Regions from separate parts of the Homo sapiens genome. Here regions 1 and 3 are each linked to region 2. The links are chromatin loops, found by intact Hi-C in ENCODE. Cell type or tissue: GM12878. All regions are shown on one strand.

The links. Peaks named below come from ENCODE experiments on the same cell type or tissue, not always from the same donor. Only the 100,000 strongest peaks of a DNase experiment are listed, where the experiment ranks them.
Region 1: a loop joins it to region 2, with 2.1 times the contacts of the local background. A loop is called at or near these places in 3 of 110 quality-filtered maps.
Region 3: a loop joins it to region 2, with 6 times the contacts of the local background. A loop is called at or near these places in 2 of 110 quality-filtered maps.

Annotation. Positions count from the first base shown.
Region 1 is chr13:42,474,328-42,482,327 of GRCh38, reverse strand. The region is part of intron 3 of LINC02341 (long intergenic non-protein coding RNA 2341); the gene reads right to left. Among named protein-coding and RNA genes, the nearest start is that of LINC02341, 53 kb to the right of the region's middle. In GM12878, a CTCF peak has its summit at 3,602 (motif pointing right); a DNase peak (open chromatin) is centred at 3,567.
Region 2 is chr13:42,402,780-42,410,779 of GRCh38, reverse strand. No RefSeq gene overlaps it. Among named protein-coding and RNA genes, the nearest start is that of LINC02341, 18 kb to the left of the region's middle. RefSeq lists enhancers at 4,492-4,901, 3,995-5,194. In GM12878, a CTCF peak has its summit at 4,964; DNase peaks (open chromatin) are centred at 4,269 and 4,849; H3K4me3 peaks cover 1,089 bases; H3K27ac peaks cover 5,262 bases.
Region 3 is chr13:42,494,245-42,502,244 of GRCh38, reverse strand. No RefSeq gene overlaps it. Among named protein-coding and RNA genes, the nearest start is that of LINC02341, 73 kb to the right of the region's middle. RefSeq lists an enhancer at 6,119-6,218. In GM12878, a CTCF peak has its summit at 3,518; DNase peaks (open chromatin) are centred at 4,254 and 4,879; H3K27ac peaks cover 4,194 bases.

The DNA.
Region 1 (8,000 bases), 72 kb before region 2:
GGGTTTTTTGGTTGTCTTTCTTTGTGTTTGAGTCGGATTCTGTCTCTGTTGCCCAGGCTGGAGTGCAGTGGTGTAATCTCAGCTCACTGCAACCTCCACCTCCCAGGCTCAAGTGACTCTTCTGCCTCAGCCTCCTGAGTAGCTGGGACTACAAGAATGCTCCACCACACCTGACCAATTTTTATATTTTTAGTAGAGAGAGTTTCACTATGTTGGCCAGGCTGGTCTTGAACTCCTGACCTCAAGTGATCTATCTGCCCACCTCGGCCTCCCAAAGTGCTGGGATTACAGGCATGAGCCACCATGCCCGGCCTACACAGGGCTTGTTTTTAAGTGAAAAGTACTATATCGCTTGTTGAAGATACTGTATTATATTAATGCAGCCTAAAATTATATTTCTTTATTTTTAATCATTACATCATATTGAGATCTTAGTAAATTAAAGCCTCTATCTCCTTTCTGGATGTACTGCTCTTATATCAAGTCCTTTTATTTGTACCTACTTGATTTTTTTCATCCAAACATACAGCTGTTTTTAAAAAGCTTAAAAACTTTGGCCGGGCGCGGTGGCTCACTCCTGTAATCCTAGCACCTTGGGAGGCTGAGGCGGGTGGATCACGAGGTCAGGAGATCGAGACCATCCTGGCTAACATGGTGAAACTCCGTCTCTACTAAAAATACAAAAAAAAATCAGCCAGGTGTGGTGGCGGGTGCTTGTAGTCCCAGCTACTCAGGAGGCTGAGGCAGGAGAATGGCGTGAACCTGGGAGGCGGAGCTTGCAGTGAGCCGAGATCGTGCCACTGCACTCCAGCCTGGGCGACAGAGACTCCTGTCTCAAAAAAAAAAAAAAAAAAAACTTAAAGTAAGCTCCCTCCTGTCATTTGCATTTCCTACCATTTTTAATAAGTAAAATCCAGAATAGCACATACTTCCAACAATTATTTACCAATTATTGAGATACTAAAACTAATATTCTGGTACTAAGTTAAATTCTGTGGGTGATACAAAGATTTCATATATGTATAAATGTATATTATATATGTAAATTTTATGTATGTAAATGTATATTGTGTGTGTGTGTGTATATATATAAGTATGTGTGTATACACATACACACATATGCCACAGCTTATATATGATAGTCATATGGTTAAAGTTCTTAGATATACTACTTATTTTTTTTCTTTCTTTCTTTTTTTTTTTTTCTTTTTGAGACAGAGTCTCACTGGTCACCCACCTGGAGTGCAGTGGCATGATCTTGGCTCACTGCAAGCTCCGCCTGCTGTGTTCACGCCATTCTCCTGCCTCAGCCTCCTGAAGCTGGGACTACAGGTGCCCGCCACAATGCCTGGCTAATTTTTTGTATTTTTAGTAGAGACGGGGTTTCACAGTGTTAGCCAGGATGGTCTCAATCTCCTGACCTCGTGATCCGCCCACCTCGGCCTCCCAAAGTGCTGGGATTACAGGCCTGAGCCACCATGCCTGGCCTACTACTTATATTTTTAAACATTTTGAGTAAAATCTCAATTTGCATTTTCTTAGAAACTTCCAAGTATACAAGGCAGATTTACAAATAGGCAATCTATTTTTAGGGGCTCTCAGCTCTGTCATTCAAAAGAAACAGAATGGTAATTCCTTTCAATAAAAACTAAGCCATCTTTTCCCTAAAATTAAACACATTTCACATAGTTATTAAAACTGGTGAATTTGAGAAGTATATATAATTTTACAGCAATGGCAATAATAAAACTGATTTTTCATCAGGTTTTTTAAAGAGCACGTGCTCATTGCAGAAAACTTGTAAAATACACAGACCTACAAAGAAGAAAATTAATGTCACCTGTAATCTCACGAGTTAGAGATACCCACTGCTAACATTCCAGTTCACCACCAGCCAGTCATCCTAACCAGTCAACATTAACTCCATGTCAAACCATCAGCTTTGACTTTTGTCAGTGTTCTAAAGCTGACTGGAGTTCATTCTCTCATTTCTCAGTAGATGAGAAAACTAAGACTGGTTTTCTCATCTACTCATGAGACCTTCAGCAACTCAGCTTTACCTCCAGATATTGGTTTAACCTAGAAGATCAAGAGAGGCAAGAGATTCATCCAGAGTGTGGGAGTGGGGAGGGCAGGTTCCACATCAGAAGGAAGGGCAGCACTTCCCTTCCCCTGCCTGTCCAGCACATTTTGGGATGTCTTGTGTCTGCTCATCCAAGTCTCCTCTGCCTCCCCTTTAGGCCACATCATGGGTGTGGCTCCGAGTTATGAGTTCTGACCAGCACCCAGAAAGGGATGGAAATTCCTGGAATTAGGGGTAGAGAGAAGGAAGGGCAGAAAACAAAGGGGATAAGTAAAGCAATCTTCTCGACCAACATGCATTTCTTCAAGGCCTAAAGTGGAAAAACACAAGAATCAGTGATAAGTGATGATAGAGCATTGATAAAATATGGGGAAATCAGAAACATCTTAACTACAGTTCACTTCTATTATCTGAGTATAATAAAACTATCTGCACTTTAATGTCTGTGAATCCATGACTACTCATCCTCAGTTTCTCCTTCCTCAGCTCCCATGGCACTCTATCACCAAATCCTGTCAATCACATTGGCCTTAAATGTAATGCTTTCTATCTCCACTGCCACCATAATCTTTCACGAGAATGTATCTGGTCTCCCTGCTTCCACACCTGCCTCCCACAATCAGTGGTCTTTGGGAAAAGAAAGACCATGGCATATCAGTTTCCTGGTCAAAACTCATCAAACTTCCCAGTTGCCCAAATGCTGGGCATGCCCCACAAGGTCCCATGTGATCTGGCTGCCAACCTGCAACTTCATCCCACTGCTCTTGCTCTCACCCTCGACTCCAGCCCCCTGATCTTCTTCCAGGTCCTTCCACAGGCCGGTCTCTCCCCTCTCGGGGCCTTCCACAAGCTCATCTCTGCCTGGAGGCACCTCCCATGTCTCTGCTACCACTCCCTTCTTAATCTTTAGGTCTCAGTTTAAACATCACAGAGAGTAACAAGGAATCACACCTAGGTGTTAAGAAACACATCAAAATGTTACAGTTCTTTCTCCGGGGAGAGATTCTGGAGGGTTTGTTTTTTTTTAATACTAACGTGTATTTCCTAAATTAACTACAATTAAATAAAACTATCTGCACTTTAATGTCTGTGAATCCATGACTACTCATCCTCAGTTTCTCCTTCCTCAGCTCCCATGGCACTCTATCACCAAATCCTGTCAATCACATTGGCCTTAAATGTAATGCTTGTTGTTTTCACAATCAGAAAAAAAAAAAAACAAAAAAACCTCTGTTAATCATTTTCCTAGCCTGCAGAGTGTTGTCATAGTTGATGGTCCCAGCACCTCTGTGAAGTAAGGTAGTACAGGCACAACACCTCACTGCTGCTGCGCTTCGCACTTCTGCCACTCTGTCTTTCTCCAGGAGCAGCATCTCCCTGTTTCCAGATACTCTTTCATTGCCTCATGTGACCAAACACACTTTCCCCTTTGTTCAGAATGCACTCACCCTGCTCCTGCTCCAAGTCTTGACAGAATCCCAGCTCATCTTTTTAGCTCAGCGCAAAACATCACCTCTAGATGGAGCTTAAGGTCCCAGCAGAATAACTTTCTTTGGCCTCCATATTCCAATGACTCTGGGTTCTTTTCTCTGCAAGAGCACCTTGTTCTTTGCTCTGGGATTTGTCCCTGAATAATGACTCTGTTCCCTGGAACAGGAGCAGGACCCAGTCTGTCTTCTTCCCCATTGTACCCCCAGGACCCAGGCCAGTGCCTAGCAGGGAGAAAATATTCAACTGCTGTGGCTGTGTATTGAATGAATAAATGAACTCGATTATACAGGTAAGGAAATTGAGGCACAAAGACTTAAGTAATCTGATAAATTTGCAACCTCTTCACTCATTTTCTTTTTAATTTGAGAGATACTTCAATACAAAATAAAGTTATTAAAATAGGAACAGGACCAAATTTAAAATACATTGAAAACATTCAAGGGCCCAGCTTATAAATGGTGAAGCAGAATATGCAGAGGCTTCCTGACTACAAGCTCAGTGCTTTTCAACTGCACCATGCTTTACCAAAAGTGGGTCTATGTAATCTGTTGTTGACTGGCAGGGTTTATCTCTTATTTATTGTTTAGGTGACTTCAATCTTCAGAGTTGAACCAGAATACACTCGGGGCAGCATGTTTTCCCACTAATATTTTGCTACAGACACAACCGTGAAACCTATGGCTTCTGTCCAATGAACCCCCTCAGTCACCACAATTGCACAATGAAGCACATGCAATGTATAAACAAAATGGCTTGAAACACAGAACATAGACTTAGAAGTTACAGCCACATAAAGCAGTGAGATACTTAAGCTAGTGTGACCCCTGACTGTTCTGAACACGCCGACCAACACATTTATCCAGTGGCCAGTTGGCCCCCAGAAAGCAGCTCACCGACATGACTTGGCAGTACTCCCTGGGGCTACACTCATTCCTGGTGGCACCAGGCAGGGCGCCAGGCATCACCCTCTGCATGCGAGACAGCAGGGCAAGGTGCCCAAGGCTTTGAGACAAAAACATCTGTCGAAGTCACCAAGTTGTCGGTTGTCTGAGTTCACCCCGCTGGGTGAGTACACTGCCAGGCCAATTCCAGGATCAGTCCCTGTCCCTGTGAGGGACATTGCAAGCTCCAGAACCCAAGCCCAAGGGTCAGCTGACATGGAAACAAATGCAAAAGCCTCCCCATCACCATCAGCAGGTGGATAAGGGTTGGGGGCAGAAGCTAAGCCCCTCCTGACTCATGCTAAGATCCGAAACATAAGGCTTGAGCCATTTCTAGATGACAGCAAAGCAACTTGTAGAAATGCAAATTAAAAAAACTTGTCTCATAATCTTTTTTTTTAACTGTGCCTTTTCAACAAGATGCCAAATAATAGATTGATTAATTTTTTTTTTTTTTTTTTCACAGAAAAGACTGCTTCTGGAAGTGGGCTTTTTCCTTTTTTGTTGTCTTATTTTGTTGGTTTTTTAATAGGCTTAGAACAATTCAGGGACAGAAGGGTCCTTAAATATCATCCCCTCCAGCCCCCTGACCCATGGAGTGGCTGCAGTGTTTTCTACTGATTTAGTCACTACTGTGCTTTATAACAGAGGCATCAAGATATGCAAGAATCAGGCAGAGCAAGTGTTAGCTAAAGCAAGCTAGCTCACCTTACCAGAAGGAATTTAAAGTTCAGAATCAAATTCCTTACGAATGAACTGTCCAAAGGGATTCCTAATCACTTTGCCATTCGATGCACCACCTTATTTTTTTTTATTTTTATTATTATTTTTTTTTAGTATTTATTGATCATTCTTGGGTGTTTCTCAGAGAGGGGGATGTGGCAGAGTCATAGGATAATAGTGGAGAGAAGGTCAGCAGATAAACACGTGAACAAAGGTCTCTGGTTTTCCTAGGCAGAGGACCCTTTGGCCTTCCGCAGTGTTTGTGTCCCTGGGTACTTGAGATTAGGGAGTGGTGATGACTCTTAACCAGTATGCTGCCTTCAAGCATCTGTTTAACAAAGCACATCTTGCACCGCCCTTAATCCATTTAACCCTGAGTGGACACAGCACATGTTTCAGAGAGCATGGGGTTGGGGGTAAGGTTATAGATTAACAGCATCCCAAGGCAGAAGAATTTTTCTTAGTACAGAACAAAATGGAGTCTCCTATGTCTACTTCTTTCTACACAGACACAGTAACAATCTGATCTCTCTTTCTTTTCCCCACATTTCCCCCTTTTCTTTTCAACAAAACCCCCATCGTCATCATGGCCCATTCTCGATGGTCGCTGTCTCTTCGGAGCTGTTGGGTACACCTCCCAGACGGGGCGGCCGGGCGGAGGCGCTCCCCACCTCCCAGACGGGGCGGCCGGGCGGAGGCGCTCCCCACCTCCCAGACGGGGCGGCCGGGCGGAGGCGCTCCCCACCTCCCAGACGGGGCGGCCGGGCGGAGACGCTCCTCACCTCCCAGATGGGGCGGCCGGGCAGAGGCGCTCCTCACTTCCCAGATGGCACCACCTTATTTTTATAATCAGAATGGATACCTACTTCACATGATGCTTATGCCTATATTGCAATCTGTAGAAATAATGTGATTATTTGGAGGGTAATAGCAATATGACCAATTTATTTCCAAACATCCTATTTGCTAGTCAGCAAATGAATCAATACACAGTAACTTTTCCTGTGTGGTCTACTTCCCATGTGCACATCTATATTTGTTTATTCATTCAATCAAAATACTTATATTCCCACTATACATTAGGCACCATGCCAGACACTAGATTTATATAATGCTGCATAAGAGACAGAACCTTCCCTCAGGAAACTTTAGCTGGAGACTCTTCATCCATCAAATCTGTCCGTTCTAAACATGGGGAAGGTATAGACACTCCAGGTTCATGATGCACAGAGGTGGTAGAGCAGAAACCATGACCATGCTGGCCTCAAGAGAGCCCAACACTAGCCTCAGAGAACTCAGGGGAAGCACTGGTATTTGTAACATATGTCTTTGGTTGTTTTTCTATTTTAAATCACTCACCTCGAGTCAGGTTATAAATTCTTCAAGATTAAAATGAATAGTCATCACAATGCAATAGCAGAGTTTTATGTACTGGGTAATAAGAAGTCATAAAGCTCATCACAGGAAGAGTGCCATAATGCAAATAGCATCCCCCAAATCAAAGGCCAAATCTGGATCATAAGGCTGATCCTTTGTAGCTTGCAAAGTTGGTTGCTGCAAATGTATCACTAGAACTGTGTGACAGCGACAGTCACCTAAAATGGAATTTTACCTGGTCAATGTCACTTTTATTTTAATCATCCCCAGCTCAGTATCCTTGGTGTGATCTCTCTATAGGCAAATCTTTTTCCCTTGGTTTTTCATGTGTATAAATTCAGAACCTATTTTCCAAATGGGCATTTGGCTGTGTGATTTGGCTCACTCACACAACTAAGATGGCAGAAGTATCCTGAACTCTACGTGTAGTCCACGGAGACATTCCATGCGGATGTACTGTTTCACAGGAAGCTAGCTGTTGGGTTAAGAAAACATATAGGCCAAACATACAATGACATCAGGCCTCCTTCCCTGACGCCAGCTGCGTGTTTGATGTGGTGACATTCTAAAGCCATGTGATGCCAATTTCAGTTGTATGATTCATATTGTTAACCTTTGGAAATGCTGAACATAAATGAATGACCCTAAATTCTACCCAGCTGTACAAGAAGCACTATTTGTAAATAGTCTCTTCCCTGTCATCATCCTCTAACTTAAAGAAATTCTTTAGTTAGTTCAGCAATGTAGGCAATTAGTTCAATAGTTCATCAAGCAACTACAGTCACAACTTGCAAATTGCTTTAGCTCAGCTCCCCTCTGCTAACAATGGACCTAATCAGCATTTATCCTATAGTATCATTATCCAAAAATATCTGCTTAACAGAAGTGAATCAGAAGCAATAGCTTCAAGGATTGGAAGTCAACCAAGTTCCCTTTATGCTAGCCCCTCATCACCAAGAAAGAAGACATCCTTCAAATCCATTATGAATTATCATTTGAATTCTCACACACTCTTCTATCATGCAACAACAGAGAGTGTTTGGAGAGATGGGCCAGTACCATCCTGAGATCATTTGCTGTCCTTTCAAAATAAAATATGAGAAATGCTAGCATAGTTTTGATGCTGATTAGATTTCCCATGACCTATGTTCAGAAAAGTCATAAGCAATGGCACTTGTCTTGAAAATCTTTTTCTGATACAGACTCGTGAAGTAGGAATAATTTTGATATCTATGTAGAATGTTAACTTTAGTGCAATAGAAAAATTAATGAGCACGCACCATGCAACATGTAAGTGTTCAATGAGTCCTTACAACAGGGATGGTAGCAGAGGTCAAATGTTTATAGCAATACTTCTGAGAGTAACTCATGGCTTAATTCTTTTA
Region 2 (8,000 bases):
CGCTTTAAATCTTGGCTCTACAACTGTTAAGCTATGTAATATTGGATGAGGTTCTTAGCCTCCCTAGGAATCCATATCCTCAGGAATAATAATTGTACTCAACTTTACATAGTTGTGTCAACTGATAAAATGTGTGGAAATTCTAGCATGAGCCTGGCACATGGAAAGGGTTCTGGAAATGCTGGAAATGTAGACAGGTATAATAATTGTATTCTAAGTTGTTCCTGTTGTATTCTGAGTTCTATAAAGGCATTTGTTTATTCATTTATTATTGTGTAAACTTATTATTTGTTGCATGTTAAGGGTCAACATAAGGTTTGCATACACTATGTACTCCAGCGTTCATTCAATGAATAAATGAAAGGATGAAAATTGTATTCATGAAACTTGAGCAGACCAGAGGACAATACTTACATCCACTAACTCTGCATTTCTGAAGTTGTTATGGATTAAGAATTCGTGTGTGTGTGTGTGTGTCTGGGTGTGTGTGTGGCTCTAGGTGTGTGTGAGTCTAGATGTGTCTGTGTATGTATGTACATGAACATACATGCACAATATATAAAACTGGTAAAGACTCCTACTCAGGAAATAGTCCATGACTTAAACAAATCAACAAAGTGGCAACTCCCCCTAAAAACATACAGCTTAAACCCTTATTTGACTTCAAATGTAGGTCCATTGTCAAAGACCACACATCTGGAAAAGCCATGACATAATGCAGGCCATAATTCAGGGTTTGTCTGCTTCACAGCACACCTTAACATCACCCTCCTGTATTCCCACTCTGCCTATGCTCCCACTTCCCACAGTTCTTATCTTGTTATATTATTTATGAGCCTGAACTATAAATACATTGAAATAGGGAGGATTTTGTTGGCTTGGTGCAGTTTAAAGTGCTTTTCAGTACTATATATATTTACAACATCTTATAAATATTTAAAATTGTCATAATAATGACTCCATTGACTCATAATAAATTCTGTGTTTAGTGTAGGGATGATTGCCAAATTGATAATCCAGAAAATTGGAAAACCCCATCAAACTTTGTGACCTGATGGTCCCCAAAGAATATCTTTCTAATTACTGGAAAAGCCTGAGCAGTAAGCTTAGCTATCTTAGAAGTTGATCTTAATAGATAAACATCCTGAAATTTACCTCTTTGGGAAAGATAAGTAAAAGAAATATTTTCTGCTGAAAGAAATATTTTCTGCTGAAGAATTTGTTTATTGGACTGTATCTTAAAAGTCGAATAATTTTTAAGAGCTATCAGGCAGTGTATAAAAAAAATCACAGATCAAGAAGTACCCTCCATGGTCTGAATGGAGAATTCCAAGCATGATGGAGAATAAAGTGTGTGAGAACACTGAAAAATGATGCTGCAGATGTATAGCAAGGATCCTTGGGAAAGAGCCTTGAATGCCATAAAGGAGTGTGAACTTTATACCAAAGGGCAGTGATTCTCCAAGTGTGGCCGCTGAGCAGTCAGCAGCATCAGTGTCACCTGGCAGCCTATTAGAAATGCAAATGGCCCAGCCCTAGCCTGGGCCTATGGAATCAGAAACTCTGGGGCTGGGGCTAAAGCACAGTCATCTATGTTTTCACAAGCCCTCCAGGTGACTCTGATGCACCTCTGCCATACAGAATATTTCTAAGTATTGGAATTATATAATCAGATCTGGGTGTGCCAATGGCAACGTGAAAAACGGATCAGAAGAGAAGACACTGAAGGTGGGAGGGGCTGAAAAGAGTAATGAAAGTATTGATTGATCAGAGATTTTTGCATTTTATCTGTATTTTTTCAAGCCTAAGATGACATTGATGATGTCACACCACTATTATATTCACCTCTAGAAAGAACACGTCTGCCAATTAAACAATAACCTAATGTTTCTTATCACTTGGAATTTGTATTTTATACTTACTAAAAGGGATCCTTTATACTTATACTGTCAGATTTTTATCATATATCACCCTTGCACATACATAAATGGGAAAATATAAGCAAAATAATTTGGTCAAGGTATTTCTAACATTTATTTTCTATTCAGAATCTGACTCTTCTGAAGCACTGTCCACTCAAAAGCTATCTAGAATGTGAATGGAGGGAGCATTCTGTGTTTTTATAAAGCTCCACTGTTGTTTCTGGGATTTTCTTCCAAGTGCCTGATGCCTATTCTGCAAGTCTGGATGCACACGCACAGACCATGGTGTCCCCCTCATGACTGCTGCCTGTAAGATGCTTCCTGGCTTTGCAGATGATAAAGTGTGGGATGTGAAGGACATTTTAAAATTGATGATATCCCAATGAGCACTCACCTGGGCCTCTACTAGGGCAGTAATGGGAGTAATAGGAATAAGGGGACAAAGGCCAATCAGAATCCATCAGAGGTGGATTCTAAAAGTTGTGTGCCCAACTAGATGCAGAGAAAGGGAAGAGGTACATGACTCTGAGGTTTCTAATTTGAGTGACTTAATGGATGGCAATGCCCTGGATTGGAAACTCAGGAGGAGTGGGTTTTAATAGCAGAAGGAAAGCAGTGGATAAGGTAAAATGGGTTTGGTTTATGGTTTTTTGAATGGGACATCCCAGAGGGATTCCCAGGTAAAAATGACTGGGATGCAGATATAAATAAAACTTCATAACTCAAGGGTGAGTGAGGGTGAATCATGGTTAAAGAGAAATAGTTTTTAATCCACAACATCTAAATGGTAGTTGAAACCAGGGTGATGAGTACCATCTTCCAAGGAGGATATACAGAGAAGTTGAAGACAGTTAGTTATAGAACAAAAACAAAAATTAAAGAAGTAAATAGAGATTTGAAGGAAGGAGCAGAGAGAGAAAAAAATTGTTAGATGATGTTTACATATCTTGTGGGCACCTCAAAGACAAAAACTGTCTTACATGTATTCTCACTCCCTAAGACAATGCCTAATCCAATAACATTTGTTGAACCAACATGAAAATGGTGACCCAAAAGCCAAAAAGGTGAATATTTTAAGGAGAAAATGATCAACAATATTAAATGTTATAGCTGATATATAAATAAAATGACAAAGAGGCCACTGGATTTAGTAAATCCAGTTTAACTTGCACCGCTACCACCAACTTCATTTTACAGGTTAAGAAAGAGAGGCCTAGAGACTTGAACACACATGTCCAGGACCACCAGTTGGCTGACTGGAGAGTCAGAGGCAGGACTCTGGTCTCCTGGCTCTTTTCCTGGGGCTGTTTTCTCTATACGGAGCTTCCCCTCTTAGAAGAGGATTACATCCACTGCAGATAAAGCTCTGGATCCAGGCAATCAGATAGGCTCTTTTCTTAGTCCATTTTCTGTGGCTATAACAGAATACCACAGGTTGGGTAATTTACAAAGAAAAGAGATTTATTTGGCCACAGTTCTGGAGACTGAAAGTCCAACATTGAGGGGATGCATCTGGTGAGGACCTTCTGCTATGCCATGACTGACGGAAGGGCATCATATGGTAAGAGCAGAAGAGACAGACAGAGATAGTGGAGGCTAAACTTAACTTTTTATCAGGAGCCCACTCCCGAGATAATTAACCCAGATAGCAGCATTAATCCAGTAACGAGGACACAGCCTTCATGACCTCATCACCTTTTAAAGGCTCCACCTCTTAATACTGTTAAAACGGCAATTCAATTTTTTTTTTTTCTTGAGACGGAGTTTCACTCTTGTTGCCCAGGCTGGAGTGCAGTGGCATGATCTCAGCTCACTGCAACCTCTGCCTCCAGGGTTCAGGCGATTCTCATGCCTCAGCCTCCCGAGTAGCTGGGATTACAGGTGTCTGCCACCACGCCTGGCTAATTTTTTGTATTTTCAGTAGAGATGGGGTTTCACCATGTTGGCCAGGCTGGTCTCGAACTCCTGACCTCAGGTGATCCACCCACCTCAGCCTCCCAAAGTGCTGGGATTACAGGGATGAGCCACTGCACCTGGCCAGCAATTCAATTTTTAACTCATGAACTTTAGGGGACATATTCAAACCATAGCAGCTCCTACTGACCAAGTCCACCCGTAACAACAAACTCCACTAACAGCCACATCACCTCCACGGAGCAGGAGAGAACAGAGCAAGGGGTCTGGTCCTGGGCATGCATTTTAGGGCTTGCCCTAATACCTGATCATTCATCGCCGGCGGAGTACCCAGTGGAAGAAAAAGTTCAGGGGACTTTACTCTCTGGGTTCTATCTTGAGCCAGAATTTCCTCTGACTCTGGTTACATGTAATAGAACAGAAAGTGACACCACAAGCAGGCAGCAGAAAAACAAAACGGGCTTCTTCTATAGTATGCGGTCATTAACCAGGATGTTCATACCAGCTTCTGTATGAAGAAGAGCAAAATTTGAATTCAGTGAAGTCAAAACAAAGATAATGGTATCATTCTTTTTGATGTCAATTAAGTTGTATCACTGTTTATTGGGCTGATGACATCCTGAGAAAATGAGTGATTTCTTCAAAGCAGTGATTCTCAAACATCAGAGCTTATCAGAATCACCTGGAAAGGCACCTCTTTCAGAGCTCCCAGGGTAGCCTAAAGTGGGCTCTGCCCTTAAAGCTCCAAATTCTCTGGAGGTTTATCCCAAGAGAAATAGTGAACATAACATCTCCCACATTTCAAAAGTAAAACCATTCAAAGATCAGGCTCCATGACTTATTTCCCTCTTTGTAATCCTTGCAGGGCCAGAGGGTCGACAGGATGAGACGTGTGGCCAAAACCCATGTGGCTTCAGTGTTTTTATTAATACAGACATGTACAGCCATGCGGAGGTGTCCGGAAGCCCCCATCTGGCAAAGATGACTAATGGGACTTTCCCACTGACATCCTAGTAAAGGTGCCAGAAGTATATTCATTCCAGATCACAGCCGTAATAGGGCAGTTTCTCTTGGGACACTACCCTGACAGACAACCGTCTTCCTTTTACAACCTACGTGACACCCCCATGTGGTACCTTCCTCTCCACAGTGGTGAGCACAGAAATGCATATCTGACCAGAACCCGGGAACTGAACGCTTCACAGCAAATGTCAACCTTTCTATAAACTAGTAGGAGTGCAATTTTTCTTCCATTATGCAGATTGCAATTTCCACCCACTTTTATATTCCATGTCCCAAAAAGTGAAAAGCAGATACTGTAGTTAGAATCTCTAATCAAAGGAGCACTAAGTGGGTACAAAAGTAGATGAAAACTCAAGAAGATACTATTGGCTGTTTGCAGAAAATCATCAAAGACTTTCTCACAAAGCAGTGGGAAGGAATTGAGTGAAGAGTGATGTATTCACTGATGGGTTCTATGGAGTCAGAACATGCAAATACATATTAGGCTAAGAAATACAGAGTACATTTATTCAGAGCCTACTCTCACAAAGATAGGCAAGATTTCTAACTAGAGATAAAACTCATATAACCATTGACACAATCCTAGTCCATTAATAATTGCTTTTTTTCATATTGTGAAGAGAGGAACCAACAGCATTAATAAGAAATAGGTATCTGGAGTATGAACTGTCCTATTAACTGAGTGACCTTGGGAAAGTCATATAATCTTTCTGGGCTTCAGTTGTATCATAAGTAAAATAAGATTGAACTAGGCCAGGTGCAGTGGCTCACACCTGTAATCCCATCACATAGGGAAGCTGAGGTGGGAGGATCGCTTGAGCCCAGCAGTTCGAGGCAAGCCTGGATAAAACAGTGAGACTTTGTCTCTATAAAAATTTTTTTAAAAAATAGTTAGCTGGATGTGGTGATGCATACTTGTGGTCCAGCTACTTGGGAGGCTGGGGAGGGAGGATCACTTGAGCCCAGGAGGTCAAGGCTGCAGTGAGCCGTGATCATGCCACTGCATTCCAGCCTGAGCAACAGAGTGAGACCCTGTCTCAAAAATAAGAATAAAAAAAATTGAACTATATGCTTTCTAAGATTTCTCCCAACCCTGAAGTTCTGTGTCTATAACCGAGGGAACACTGGCTATTGGAAGATTTAACAGAGATATGAAGCATCGGGGGATATGTCTTATAATAGCAAAATAATTCTCTTTCATCATGGACAAGAACACAAATAAATATGACTGTGGTCATAACAGAAGCAGGATTTGAAAAGCTGCAAAGATACAGGAGCTGCAGAGCAGATTCCTAGAACACCATACTCAGGCAGAAAAAATCATCTCTCCAAGGATGCCAAACTATATTTTCTAAACAGTGTCTTACAGAATGGCAACTCTGCTGGGTACTAAAAGGCTTGAGAAATGAACAAAGTTAAATAAGTAATTTTGCTGCAAGAGGTCTCAGAGCCTTTTCTGCACTGTCCAACATAACTTTCTGCAATGATGGAAATGTTCTATGTATGTACTTTCCAATATGGCAGCCATGAGCCACATATGGCTATTAAGCATTTGAAATGTAGCTAGTGTAATGGAGAAATTGAATTTTTTATTTTATTAATTAGTTTGTAGTTAAATAGCCAGATGGGGCTAGTTTCTATATTTCAGAAAGCACAACTTATATCACACATACACATTTATAATGCTAGCTCTAAGAGGGAGCCAGCACATACAGCATTTACCAAACTTGTTGAGCCATAAAATTCTGCTTCCAAAGGACTGGAATTCTTTGCAAAACCATTTGGGAAACACTAGACTACGAGCTATCTGCTAGGTGGTTGAAGCCCCAGGAGACCACTCTAGCTTTGACATTCTAACTAGCCAGCACCATCATGGGCATCAGTCCCCACCAAGTGGTAAAGACTGGGTTGTTCTCTGTTCTCAACATGTGATAATATCATCTCACAATTCAGTCACATCAAAATTTCCCAAGTCCCAACAGACACCCTTAGCAGAGGTAGCCCAGTGCAGGTACAGTCAACGGGAATCAAGCAATGTTAAACAACTGGCTGTCCCTTTCCACCAAACGTAAAACAATGATAATCTAGTGCAACTGGGCTTTTAAGTTCACCAGGCAATCTTGGATGCAATGATATATCATTATCTCAACAACCCAATGAGATAGGCAGCATTCCATTTTGTAGGTGATGAAAATGGTGCTTACACAGCTAAAGTGACTTAGTTGCTCAAGGTCACACAGTTACTGGGACTTAACCTCAATCTTTGAACTACACCTCCTCAGTCATTCTAACAAAACCATTTTGAACTGAATTTTTCCTTACAATGCCTAGGGCCCATAAAAATATTGAATTAATAAATTCTCAAAATACCAAAACATTATAGATCCCTGAGGAAAGTACTTTGTGTTACAAGCTTTGCTCACACATACCTTGAGAAGTATAATAAATGCAAGAAATGTGTAATGATAATGGAATATATAAGAGACTGACGTAATTATTCATGAATATGTGTAATTCCTATTCTCCAAGAACTCCTCCACTGGACCTGTAATAATTATGTGCCTCTCAACTGAAAAATCCACATTGGTGTGTAAATAACCAGCTACAAACTTCATTCGCCCAATTATTTCTCCTTTCCTGGGTATGCAATCAATTTAGTGCTTCTGAATGCTATTTATTCAGACCGCAATAGCATACACAACTGCCCATTTGTGCCTCAAATTCATGCTTGACTCCTTGAGTGGCAGCTTGTGGGCCAAAGCCCTTGAACTAATTTGTCATCACATCAGATGAGTGCATTTGACTCTGACCTACACAATTGCAGAAATCAAGGTTACTCCATGGAATATTGTTTCTTGAACCATCATTTGGCCTTGCAGGAAATTAGGATTTGCAGCTATGACTCCATGTTCCAAATCCAAGCATTGCCGAAAGAAGACAATACAGGTCTTGAAACAGCATGTCAAAGAGGTGACTCTCTACAAATTACACAGGCATGGCTGGCTATTAGCAGGGCTCACTGCACTCACTTTGGCTTTTAGATTAAAATATAATCACTTTCAGTCAAATATATAGCAGTCATTATTTTCTCTTCACTAAAATTATATACACTTAATATAAATAATAGACTTTATTATGCCA
Region 3 (8,000 bases), 91 kb before region 2:
CCAGGTCTCCTTCCAGTTGCATGGTATTGATTATATATTCCTGATCCCTTGAAGTTATGGGTGATCATGCAATTTCCTTTGATCATTAAAGTATGAGTAAAAGTGAAAGGTGTCATTTCTTTTCTTTTCTTTTTTTTATTATACTTTAAGTTTTAGGGTACATGTGCACAATGTGCAGGTTAGTTACATATGTATACATGTGCCATGTTGGTGTGCTGCACCCATTAACTCGTCATTTACATTAGGTATATCTCCTAATGCTATCCCTCCCACCTCCCCCCACCCCACAACAGGCCCCAGTGTGTGATGTTCCCCTTCCTGTGTCCACGTGTTCTCATTGTTCAATTCCCACCTATGAGTGAGAACATGTGGTGTTTGGATTTTTGTCCTTGAGATAGTTTGCTGAGAATGATGGTTTCCAGCTTCATCCATGTCCCTACAAAGGACATGAACTCATCATTTTTTATGGCTGCATAGTATTCCATGGTGTATATGTGCCACATTTTCTTAATCCAGTCTATCATTGTTGGACATTTGGGTTGGCTCCATGTCTTCGCTATTGTGAATAGTGCCACAGTAAACATACGTGTGCATGTGTCTTTATAGCAGCATGATTTATAATCCTTTAGCTATATACCCAGTAATGGGATGGCTGGGTCAAATGGTATTTCTAGTTCTAGACCCCTGAGGAATCGCCACACTGACTTCCACAATGGTTGAATTAGTTTACAGTCCCACCAACAGTGTAAAAGTGTTCCTATTTCTCCACATCCTCTCCAGCACCTGTTGTTTCCTGACTTTTTAATGACCGCCATTCTAACTGGTGTGAGATGGTATCTCATTGTGGTTTTGATTTGCATTTCTCTGATGGCCAGTGATGATGAGCATTTTTTCACGTGTCTTTTGTCTGCATAAATGTCTTCTTTTGAGAAATGTCTGTTCATATCCTTTGCCCACTTGTTGATGGGATTATTTGTTTTCTTCTTGGAAATTTGTTTGAATTCTTTGTAGATGAAAGGTGTCATTTCTAAGCAGAATCTTTAAGAGCTAGTACATACTTTACCATGTTCCCTTTTCCCACTTCAACAAACATGAACCCCATGTTCAGATAAAGCCTCTGTCCCAGAGTCACTACAATGAATGGGAAGTCTCTTAGCCTTCCACAATGAACAGGTACCATGGTGTGAAAAACAACAAACAAAAGAAACCTGTGCTCATCCACTGAGATTTTTGTGTCATTTGTTACTGCAGCACAATCCTACCTATCCTGTCTAATACAGGTGCTTTTCCAAAATGCTCTGCAAAATTTCTATCCTTAATTGCTTATGTACCAGGAGTGATTTATTTCTGTACATTTTAGTGACACTGCTTTGTGACTCCCTCTCATGTGAATATTTTTGTGAATATTTTATGTTCCATGGGTCAGCTGACTCTGTCTTCTACCCTCAATGCTATGAGGAAGGCTATTATTTTTTCCCAGAACCATACCAAAGGCAAGGCAGTGGGAATGGCCCATGCCATGGAGGAAATAAGAAGGTGCATTTTCTGTAGAAATTTTTAAAACTGTAACAAAACCAACTAAAGATCAGTGTGCTTTTTATTATCATCATAGGACTGCAGTGCAATGCAGTTTATAAGAGCCTGTTACATATCATGCTAGAGAACTTCCCCAGCAGTAAACAACCAAATTAGCTGGGATCCATGAATTAATTCATTCATTTATTAAATACCTCTTTTGAACAAGACATGGTGCTATGCACTGCAGATAAAGGAAGGAACAGCACTGGCACTGTCCCGACCCTCATGGCATTTATACTTGGAGCACAGGAGCAGGAATTCTACAAGTGTGCAAGTTGGCATGATATGCATTTTTCCTCCTTGAGGAGGTGCCATTTGAGTTAGACCTGAGTGATAAGGAAGAGGCAGCTGTGCAAAGATCTAGAAGAAGAGCATTCCAGGCAGAGTGACCATCAATGCAAAAGCTTTGAAGCAAGGACAAGGTTAATGTGCCTGAATATTGTGAATGCAGTTGTGAGTGGAGAGAGAGGGGGTCAATGAGAGAAGCAGGGATCAGGCACTATGCGATATCTTTCAGGCCATCCATTGTAAGGAATCAGAATTTTCATCTGGTTGGGAAGGGAAAGCACTGAAGAGCTTGAAGCAGGCAAGTGATATAATATGACTTGTTATTTACAAAGACCTCTCTGGCCTCTGTGTGGAGACAGAGAGGCAAGACGGGGAGCAGGACATCAGTGTTGGGGCTGTTGCATTGGTCCAGACAAGGGACGGTTGATATGCCTTGAATGAGAATCTTAACAGTGGTTATGACGAAAATAGCCAAATTCAGAAATTGACAGGACAAGACTTACTGATCGATTGGACATCAGCGGCGAGTGAAAGAGAGGACACATAAACAACTCCCGGTTAAAATTTTGGATTGGACAATTGAGTGGATGGTGAGCATCACTTACTGAGACATTTTTTTCTTAGTATATGTTCCATTAAACTGAAAAAAATTAAAGTTAATCCCCCTTTCTTAACTTCCTTCTACACTGGCAAATAATAATAATAATAATAATAATAATAATAATAATAATAATGAGAGACATATTTTTCAGTTAAATGACATTATCAAATTAGACTACTAGAAAATACCATAGATCAAATCATCTGGGAATTACCACCCCAGAGCATCCAGGACTGAACTCAGACAGGCAATTTGATTGGCTCACAATGATATCATAATTCTATTTCAGGGCAGAACTGGAGGTCTGCCTGTTGATGCCCAGAGCCTGAGGTCTGGCCACCCACGGGTCCCTAAGCCCTCATCTAGATTCATGCTGTGCTGAGACCATTCTGTGAGTTGATAAAAGGCTGTAGGGTGGCTGGGCCTTAGGGTAGAGGGTTGTGTAATGCAGTGCATAATGGCAGTGGAGGTAAGATTAGAAACCAGAAAATATATGTCAATGTGGTCCGACCCCTTTCTGGGTTCACATCAAAATCCCCGTTTGCTTTCCAGAAAGTAGTGGTACAAACCATTATTCCTGTTCATGAGCTCCTTGGGACAGTTCTTCTAGGACACAATTCTCCCTTGCACTAGAAACTATTTTAAAAGTAAACAACACCAGACACCACTACTTAAAGAAAGTCTGGCTCTAACATCCTTCTCAGAAACATTTTGTTGTTGTTGCACAAAAAGTGGCCTCATTACAAAGAGCTTTATTCACAGATCTACAAAGAAGGTAGAGACCATAGGGTCACACACCCAGGAGACAGAATTAAACAGTGTCTTTCCAGAAAGGCAGCAATGAATTCCAAAACAGATTTCAGCTATGAAGATAGATTTTTGCCTATTGCCTGCAATAGGAATAGGAAAACCCTCATGTGTCTAGCGTAATAATATAAGACTTTCAAAGGGCATGGTATTTATTCAAACCACACCATCAGTACAATCTGCAACTCAAATTGCAATGTCAATTTTCCCTTATTGTGCATGTTTCCAGTGCAGTGCCTGGAGCTGAAGAGTGGTGGGGCTGTAAGTCAACCTCTTCGGCTTTGGCCAACTCCTTTGGGTGTTTTGAAGGCATCTCCACCACTTGGCTCATAGCATGTGTCTGATTAAGCCATTGTAATAGGATAATGGACAATCTCATATTGTGGAATCATAATATGGCATTGTAAGATGGACCCAGAGAATCATATCAACGCAATTCTCAAGGGTGGAGTACACACACACACACACACACACACACACACACACACATATATATATATGCACACACACACACACACATATATATGTACACAGTATCTAGACTACAGCAGGCTAATAATTTAGTGGGCAGTATCGCATAGTGGTTAAAGGCTTGGACTCGAGACAGACTGCCTGAGTTCACGTCCCATTTCTCTCATTTACCAGCTCTAATGTGAAACCTTGGCAAGTGTTAAACGGCGTGACAAAAGTAGAACGTATTTCATGGGATTGTTGAAATGATGAAATGAATTAATACACATAAATGACATAGTACAGCACCTGGCAAATAGTAGGGACTATTTGGTATTATTATGATTACACTGCACACTTTTAATCTAAGGCCACACTTCATGTGTGTCCCCTTCATGACTTCATGTGCTGTCAGAAATCATCCTAGAGAAAAGGATGTGAGAAACTAACATGCAATGAGCCTCTACTCAATACCAGGAACTATTCCAGAGAATGTACATGTGCACTATCTCTAAGTCTGAGTCATTTCCCCAACTGCAGTAGCCCATGACTCAAGTGGGGAGAAGTGTGGTATGATCCAGGTACTTAGTATAGCCTTGCCTAGATTTAAAACCTGACTCCACCACTTACTAGCTGTGTGACCTTGGACGAGTTATTTCACCCTCTAAACCATCATTTCCATATCTGTAAAACAGGTATAACATCTAACATTCATGGTGCTTCTGAAGATCTAACAAGCTGACATATGTCTATGACAGTGGCTGGCACAGTGTGGGTTCTCAGAAGCAATGTTGCTCCTCTAGTTACTTCTTAGCTTTTACCTCCAAGGGAACTGGTAGCCTTCCCTGGAAGAACCCAAGGCCAATAGGCATTTTACTATTTAAACATAATTTATTCTTTCATGGAAAAAACATTTTAAATCATTACATGTATAGTGAAAGAAAAAGTAAATTATGTAAACATCTGGAAAGAGTCTTAAATTTCCAATAGACATATGTTTTCTTACTTAGCATATATTCACCGTTCAGCCCCATGTATTTGTCAATACAGAATTTCCTTTAATTCCCCCGTAACTTAGTTGTTTTAACCAAAGAGTAAGAGTTAATTGGAGCAAAGAGAAAGATGAGATGATGATCAGCAGTTCTGAGATGACAGGGATTGATGGCTTTCTCAGTAATCTGTGGGGGCTCACCCTGACTACTCATTCTGAAATGAATCTGTAGCTTTCTCGACCAAATCTTACAACTTTGAGGGATAGGCATTTTATAATTTTTTTAATCTTTTTTTTGAGACTGAGTCTTGCTCTGTCACCCAGGCTGGAATGCAGTGGCACAATCTTGGCTCACTGTAACCTCCGCCTCCCGGGTTAAAGCAATTCTCCAGCTTCAACCTCCCGAGTAGCTGGGATTACAGGCACATGCCACCAAGCCCGGCTAATTTTTGTATTGTTTTAGTAGAGATGGGGTTTCACCTTGTTGGCCAGGCTGGTCTTGAACTCCTGACCTTGTGATCCACCTGCCTCGGCCTCCCAAAGTGCTGGTATTACAGGCATGAGCCACTGTGCCCGGCCGGCATTTTACAATTCTAAAGATAGGAGGGCTGTGAAATGGCCCTCAAGGAGCTAGGCTATAAGGTGTCATTATGTTTGGTATCACTGTCCTTTCCTTTTGGTTCCAAGGCAGTGATGGGGATGTACATTACACCATATCTAAAATTAAAGATACCAGATCTAAACACATGCCTCTACCTACTGAAGCCTGGCGCTAGACCAGTGACTGACCACAGCATACAAGGTCAGCTGGTATTGTTGAATTATATAAATTTGGGTTGGATTGGGTGGCAGAAGGTGCCAGAGCCCAAGCAGACTGATATGAGGCAGAGCTTACCCAGGACTACCATTGGCGTGGCCAGGTACTTGACAAGGCAAGTGGGCATTGGGGCCAGGAGGGAGAAGCCAGCAGGGACAAGGCGTGGGCTTGCAGAGGTACAAAGCCCAGTGCTCCTTACTGGAAGAGGATGCTTGTTCAGTCTTTTAAATGCAATACACCCTTCTTATGACACAGCAGGATTGTCGGGACTCCCTGCCCCCCATAGGATTGCTGAATACTAACGCCAGGAGCCAAGTCAATCAATAATTCATTCATTCTACAAATATTTATTGAGTACCTACTATGTGAATAAAATATGCCAAATTTCCATGACCTGGCAGTGCTTACAGTTTAGCAAGCAGAGACAGATAGTAAATGAGTAAATTATTCAGTATATCAGAAGATGAAAAGTTCTCAGGGAAACAAAAAGTAAGGCAGGGTAAGGGAATTGGGAATATAGTGGGAAGACTACAGTTTTAAAAACAGTGGTCAGAGTAGGTCTCATTGAGGAGATGACTTTTGAGCAAAGACTGGAAGGGAGTGAGGAAGTAAGCCACGTGGTCACCTGAGTGAAGAGCATGCAGGTGACCAGAATGAAAAGGATTATTTGCAGTGCAAAGGCCCTAGGATGGAACACACCCAAGGAGGCTGGTATGGGTGGAGAGCTGGAGGAGAGGGGGAGAGCTGTAGGAAATGACATCAGCGAGGTAACAAGGAGGGTGACCAGACCATGGAAGGTTCTGAGAACTTTCATTTTTACTGAGTGAAATATGGACCTGCCGGGTACAGCGGCTCACACCTGTAATCCCAGCACTTTGGGGGGCCGAGGCGGGTGGATCACCTGGGGTCAGGAGTTTGAGACCAGCCCGGTCAACATGGTGAAACTCCATCTCTACTAAAAATACAAGAAATTAGCCAGACATGGTGGGGGGTGCCTGTAATCCCAGTTACTTGGAAGGCTGAGGCAGGAGAATCGCCTGAACCCAGGAGGTGGTGGTTGCAGTGAGCTAAGATAGTGCCATTGCACTCCAGCCTGGGCAACAAGAGTGAAACTCCATCTCAAAAACAAACAAAAAAAAGAAATATGGAACCAGAACCATGCAGGGTTTTCAGCAGAGGAGTGACATGATCTGAGTAATGTTTTCAAAAGATTAGGAGGCTGTTGCAATAATCCAGGAAAGATACAGATCAGGGTGGTTCAGCAGCAGAGGTGGTGAGACATGGTCACATTCTGGATAATTTTTGAATCAGAATTTCCTGGTAGAACCAATGCTAGATGTGACAGAGGAGACTTAGGAAGAACTCTGAGGTTTTTGGCATGGATATCTGGAAGCTTCAAGTTGCTATCAACTGAGATTTAGAAGGAGGAGGTTTGGGGAGAAGTCAGAAGTTCACCTTTGGATGTGATAGGTTTCAGATATCTGAGAAATATGCTGGAGGAAGGGTAGACACTTGTGTACAATGAGTCTGGAGTTCAGGAGAGAGGTCTTTCTACACTGGAGATACAAAAGCAAATGAGAATGAGGTTTTCAAGGGAGGGGTTGGTGACAGAGAAGAAAGTCAAGGACAGGAGACTTCTATTTTAAAAGATAGCCAAGAAAAGAAGGAACCAACAAAAGAAGTGGATAAGGATTGACCAGAGGTGACTCTCTTTCAAATCAGGAGGGAGAAACTTCTCTCTAGGCTGTTTTTATAATTTGAAATGTGTGATTTGGGGAAGTGATGTGATCCTTGTGTATGGCTCACAGTGGTTTCATGGAAGCTCTAGGTTTGGAGAAAACAGCCTGGGTTATATTTTCCTGTGTATGTTTCTAGTATGTTTGGATTGTGTGGCTAGTGGACCCACATGCCCCAAGAGACAGAACCTTGAGACCAGGGACACCCTCTGAATAAGTCTGCTGAGGACATTTCCTTCCATTTGCCAAAGAGGGGGTGGGGGAAGTTTTATTTTTCATTTTGCCTGTTGAGAGCATTTAAAAAATAATATTCTAATATGAATTCTGTTGTGTGTAAATAGTCGACAAAAGCCTATTTTTTCTGAATTTAATGTATCCGATCCTTTTCTTTAGGACTGGGGCTTTTCTAAACTCCTTATTGATTATTGTTAACTATTAGGGTTATTATGGACTTGTTGACTGTTAGTGGTTTTTTTTCCTTTTTTAAAAATAGTCCTCTTCATTAATTTATGTCCTTTTTATCATTGTTCCAAATCACGTCTTACTTCCTGTTACTCAGCTACACAACTGAGAGTTATGTCCCATCCTCTTTAGAGAAATTTATTCACCAAATTGACTCAACCACAGCATCAGAGCTTGAGATACTATCTTTCAGGTTTTTCCTGGGGTTGAGCTATGCAAAAGAATATAAATCCTCAGCTACTCGTAAGCTGAAGTGGGAGGATCGCTTGA